Regions from separate parts of the Homo sapiens genome. Here region 1 is linked to region 2. A link is a contact called in ENCODE Hi-C data. All regions are on one chromosome and are shown on one strand. The core of a region is the stretch at or near the end of the contact, and the rest is flanking DNA. Distances in the headings are between cores, read along the strand shown. Region 1 has its middle 590 kb from the start of LINC02630. Region 2 has its middle 8.6 kb from the start of LINC02630.

The links. A loop is a pair of places that touch in the nucleus more often than their neighbours do.
Region 1: a map of PC-3 shows a loop between it and region 2 (7-fold over the local background). The contact joins two enhancer-like sites. A Hi-C loop is called at or near these places in 2 of 168 maps with a recorded cell type or tissue (PC-3 and endothelial cell of umbilical vein).

The regions. Positions count from the first base shown.
Region 1 is chr10:36,491,984-36,494,683 of GRCh38, forward strand. No RefSeq gene overlaps it. Among named protein-coding and RNA genes, the nearest start is that of LINC02630, 590 kb to the left of the region's middle. RefSeq lists an enhancer at 1,892-2,700. Within about 2 kb of position 1,313, at least 4 of the 41 ENCODE cell types and tissues checked have a DNase peak (open chromatin) inside an H3K27ac peak, as active enhancers do; they include PC-3 and endothelial cell of umbilical vein, where a contact is called at or near this core.
Region 2 is chr10:35,888,978-35,891,677 of GRCh38, forward strand. No RefSeq gene overlaps it. Among named protein-coding and RNA genes, the nearest start is that of LINC02630, 8.6 kb to the right of the region's middle. Within about 2 kb of position 1,279, at least 5 of the 41 ENCODE cell types and tissues checked have a DNase peak (open chromatin) inside an H3K27ac peak, as active enhancers do; they include PC-3 and endothelial cell of umbilical vein, where a contact is called at or near this core.

The DNA.
Region 1 (2,700 bases), core at 63-2,562, 600 kb after region 2:
AAACTGATTATTTAAACAAATTCTAAAAGAGCATGTTCTGAAAGCCTGAAATACTTGTTAGAATGAATTATTCTTTCTCCTTCTAATGGACAAAGCAGGCCCTAAACAGGAGAATGCTAGTATTCTTCTTTGCTCTACTGTCTCAGGTCCCTGGGGAGGGGAGTTCCCAGTTATACACAGCACTCCCTCCACACATGTAAGATGCATTTAGTTCTTATGTCAGAGCCCCCACTCTCCTACCTGCCATCTGGGCTGTCCTGTGTACTTACAGCCGTTTGTCACTCATCTCATATCTTTCCAATAGTGAATTTTTAAGTGGGGAATGGAGTCCAGGAAGAACACCATGAAGCTCAACAAGGGAGGAAGAGGGTCTGGATGATATCATCATTATGTCTCGATCTCCCTCAGTCTACCATACAACTCCTGCCGAGGCTTCTAGAATATTCTGTTACTTCAGCTTGTTAGCCCATGTGATACAGAGATATTGCTCACTGTCCAAATGGTCACCCATAATGGAAAGCTGAGCCATACAGAAGGGACATTGCCCACAGGGATAAAGAGGGTACATGCAGGAAAAATCATCCTTATTTTCACCACATTCCATGTTGCTCCATTTTGTTGGATTGGTTATTTTTCTTTTTCTCTGTGCTCCAAAAATTATCAGGCCTCTCATCGACCCAAAGTGGCCTAGATTTGTTCTTATTTCTTTGACTGAGTGTCTCACAAAGTGATCTGACCTTTTACAAAACCTTTTGTCACTTGTTTGAGAAAAATCAAGAGAGCTAGCTCCATCTCCTGATAAAATGCCATGCTACAATTATTTCATTGCCTGGGAAAGTGATTGAATCCCATAATAGAAGAAATAGCATCCACTTTTTAAAGAACTGGGCTGATGTTTTGAAAAGGTCAATTCTCTTCTGTGGAAAACTGCAAAAAATATCCAAATTCACATCTCACTTCACCTAGAGTCAGAACGTCTCTGCCATAAAAACCCAGACTGCAGAGCATCCAAGTCAAAGTGGGCTCAGGACCAGGAAAAATGTTACAGCTCTGCCATGAAGCCATGGTGAGCACGATTCCTGTGAGTCATTAAACCAAATAAATAATCATAATAGAACCTTCTGTAGCTGTTCTCTAGTAGAACTTGCTTTATTTTTCAGTCCACTTCTATATAAGTTTGTAACTTCTTTTCATATCTGTTGTTTGAGGTAGGTAGAATAGATATGGGGATAGTAAATTGCAAGTTTCCAGACAAGGAAACTGAGCTGATTTGCATAAAATTCAATGTTCAGCTCATAGCAGGACCAGGATCACTACTTTCTTTGCAGGCAGTGTGTGTGTGTGTGTGTGTGTGTGTGTGTGTTTTCCACTTAGACCAGTTGGAGCCAGAAGCTGACATATGCCAAACTGCTGTCCCTTTTGGTAACTATACGAAGTTGTCTTGGCTTTGTGTTCCAGAATCATTAACAAACACTTCTATGCTTTTCTACTTGAAACTATAATTGTCAGTAAATAATTCAAAATATATCCAAAATTAAGATAAATATACTGATTTTTGATATTTAATACTTACCCTCTCCAATTATACAATTAATGCATCAGGAGAAAGAATTGCCATGTCTGAACCCCTGAAGTCATATGATACACTTAGACATCACAGTGACCTTCCACTTTTGGAATGTATGACTGGTCCATAAATTTAATTTTGAAGGAACTCAACATAGGAAAATATGTTGCTTTGTAAATGCATTATCTCGCTGTTAAAATACATCAAATAGCTTTTCTGTCATTCAGGTTTGTATGTGACTTCCAATTTTTAAATTTTATTGTGATAATAATGAATTTGTAATATTTTATTCCTGATTGCAGGGGAAGCTTAGAAAGGATGCCATGTCTTTACTGATTGATTAAGGCTGGTTTAAAGAAATCAAATATGTACCAAAATGATGAAATTTTCTTCACCTAAAAAGTCATCACTTTCAAAGCAAATATCCAGCTTCTCCTTCCTCTGTCTAATTGCCAGCCGCTAACCCCCTCCCCCATATCTTATTTTCCTTGATAACAGAAAAAGAGTGGAACCTTTAAAGAGTGTTTTAAACTGTATAACTGGCAGTACCGCTGTGCACTTTGTGCGCTTGGGCTGCCTTCTGACCCTCCACAGCTGAAAAATTATTTCTCCCTCATACTCTATGCCTCAGCAAAGCTCCATTCTCTCTGACTTGCCGGTTCTGGCACTGTCCAAGCACATTAGACCTGGTTGTCCCGCACTCTACCTTGAAATAGAAATTCTCATAGAGGATGATTTTTCACTTCTGGTACCTGCCTGTAGGCATTTCTCACCACGCCTACATAGAACTACTCAAAGGAAAGGATATGTGTGGTGTGCGTATGTTGTGTTTTCTCTCTTTAATGGCATGGATGAAAAGAAGAGGATTTGCAGTATATTAGCACTGTTGGCGTCCAGATGGCTGCTATAAAAATAAAGACATGGCTGAGAATCAACAGAAAACTTCCATCCCATCAAGACGTCAACACTACCAGCACTGTCTGTGCTACTGAGTGCTTGCTGCAGCCACACCTACTAATGGACAAAGATGAGAAGTTGTGAGTGGGATTTTTGAGTCATCAGCTAGTTGATGATGGATTTAATGAGTCAGTGCAAACAAATCACTTTGGATTTTAATATGTACTGCTTTCAGC
Region 2 (2,700 bases), core at 29-2,528:
TACCTTTTCTATTTGTTAAATGCATTTGCTGTTCACAAGGTCTCAGAGAACAGTATGTTTCTAAATGCTTCTCTAAAATGCAGAGGTCTAGTTATATAGTGCCATTAGCATCTTTCTTCTCAACACAAGCTAACCACCTAGAGTCCTGACATTCATTCATGGATTCCTTTGTTCATCTCATTTATTGAGTGTATACTTTGTTCCAGTCCTAGTGTTTCCAAAGGAATAAAAGCAATGACAACTATTATTCGTGGAGTATTTTAATCAGTAGACACTATATTAAGTGTGTAACAGGCAAAATACATTCACAAAATGGTCCCAACAGCTTAATTGTTACTGCCTGTTTTCCAGATGAAAACTGAGGTTTCAAGAATTACATCACTTGGTCAAGGTCAGCAGAGCCCGGGCTGGCACACAGCAGTTTGAGGATGGACTCTAACCTTGCTGTATGCTGTGCTGTTTCTAGGACTGGTTCTCCAACTTTAGCTGCATCAAAATGCCTGGAGGGCTTTTAAAAACATGCTTTTCTAGCCCCTGCTCTCAAAGTCTGTGATTTATAAGCCTGAGAATTCTCATTTCCAATAAGTCCCCAGATGTTGTTAATGGGGATCCCACTTTGAGAACCACTGCTCTATGCTTCTGCTGTGCCCACGGTCTCCCTCAGGTGTATCTGCTTTAGGGAAGGTGAAATGTACCTTGCAATTAATTTGCGGCTTAAATTCATGCTACCTGTAGATGGAAGAACTTTCTTTCCTCACCCGGACTCCAAATGCTACCCTTTTCCTGCCCTGTATCCGCAGTTGTGAAGTCACCCTGGATTCTACTTCTTCTTTTGAGCATTCTAAGAAAATACTCTGGGGAGAAAACCACTTTGGCTTGAAGTGCCGGTTGCTCTTAGTGACGCTGAAGAAGCTACTCCGTGTGTTTCAGGGTACTGGGTATGAAAGTGTGGTACACAATACAGGCTGGTAAAGAATCCCCACATTCGCTTCCGCTCAATACACCAGCATCAGACTCTAGTTGTACTAGAACACCATTCTGAATCCTGAAAACAGATAGCAAAAACAGCAGCTGTACAGGGACTGTTTATTTATGGAATCCCTCACGTAAACAGAGTGAGGGTGATGGATCATCACTCGGCCCATAAACATGACTGTGCTCCGGCAGGGGCCTTGTCCTCATCTGAGCCCACTGACCTCTTCCTGTGTCTGCAAACAGTGGCAAAGCGGAAACAAGGAAAATAGGCGTGAGGAAATGGTGTTGAGTTGCAAAACATGGAGAGAACAATTGGCATTGCGATTCCCAGGACAAGCAGGACCGCAGCCGCTCGCAGAGGCACCAACTTGAGAGGGGATGGTTCTGTTCTCTGGCCCTGAAAGTATGCACTTTCTGCAGCCTTGAATTTGTCCTGCCTCTAAGGAAGTTATTTACAGTTTTGCACAGTGGGATAGTTTTATGAGCCAACCCTCTCATTTTTATGAGGGTTCCCGGGGTAAAGCAGTTATACAATCTTACACCAGCACACCAACTTCAGTGAAGAACAAACAATATAAAGTAGGCCATCCAGACCCATAAAGCAGGCAACACTGAACAGTCGTGATTTCAGTTCAGTTCAGAGGTGACCTGGCTTATTACGATAAGATAGAGGAATGAACAGGGCCTACGCAGAGAGAGCGAGCAAGTGAGTGGGAAATAAATAATTCATTGTCTCCTTCCAGAAGCTGTAAGTTGAAGGGACAGAAATCTTGTTATCAGAAAAAGGACCAAAATTCAATTGCTAGAATGTTCTTTCAAATTACTTTTCAGATTTGTTGGTTGAAGGAAATGACATCACCTTCTACCAAATATTTGGTAAGCAATCCATCATCAACACAAGGCTTTCAGATTTTAACATGGCTTTCTATGTATAACAAACCAACTTTTCCTCCCTGAACTTGTGGAGAATGAGGTCTCTGGGTGTGCTTGTATTTACAAATGAGTTTGCTAAGCTTTGACTTCATAAGAAGACAAGGTTAATTAGGAGCTAGACTGTGGATCTTAAATTTATCGGCAGGCTAAGTAGCTGGTGACTGCCCCAATCAGAGTCAGCTTCCAGGAAATGAAACGGGACTTATTTACATTTAGAGTGATGCCCAGCTTCTTAATCACCTCAAAGCATTTACAGATTAACTTTACTACCAGCAGTTCAAGAGGTAGAATGAACCCTGGGAGGGCATGTGCTTCTCTGTCTCCCTCTTCTTCTGGAGCTGCCAATTCCTTATTTCAGCCTGTGTTCCTTGCCTGTATCTTTTTGCTAAACCCTGGAAAGTTTCTTTCTGATGCTGTTCTGTGAAATGTTCTGTGAAATAATCTGTGGTTTATTTGGTAAGCCTCCTGATAAAGCAGTTTTCTAAAACCTTACCAGAATTGCTAAGGATCACCAGCATGGCCTGGTATATGTGCACAATATAAGGCAGAAATCATTCTGGTAAACTTTCTTTGATAGAAAATATTTCTATTAAATTGTTGGGTTATTATGGATTGCACATGCTGGATAACAGAGGTGACCCCAGGCTTCTCACGTGGCTCTGTGGTTGCTTATAAATGAACACTAGTAAGGATTAGATAAATTTTTGATTAGAAATTTCTAGTTAGCCAATAAAAGTGACCAGAGCAGTTAGGATGATAGCTACATATATCAGTGGCAGTTTCAGTCACATT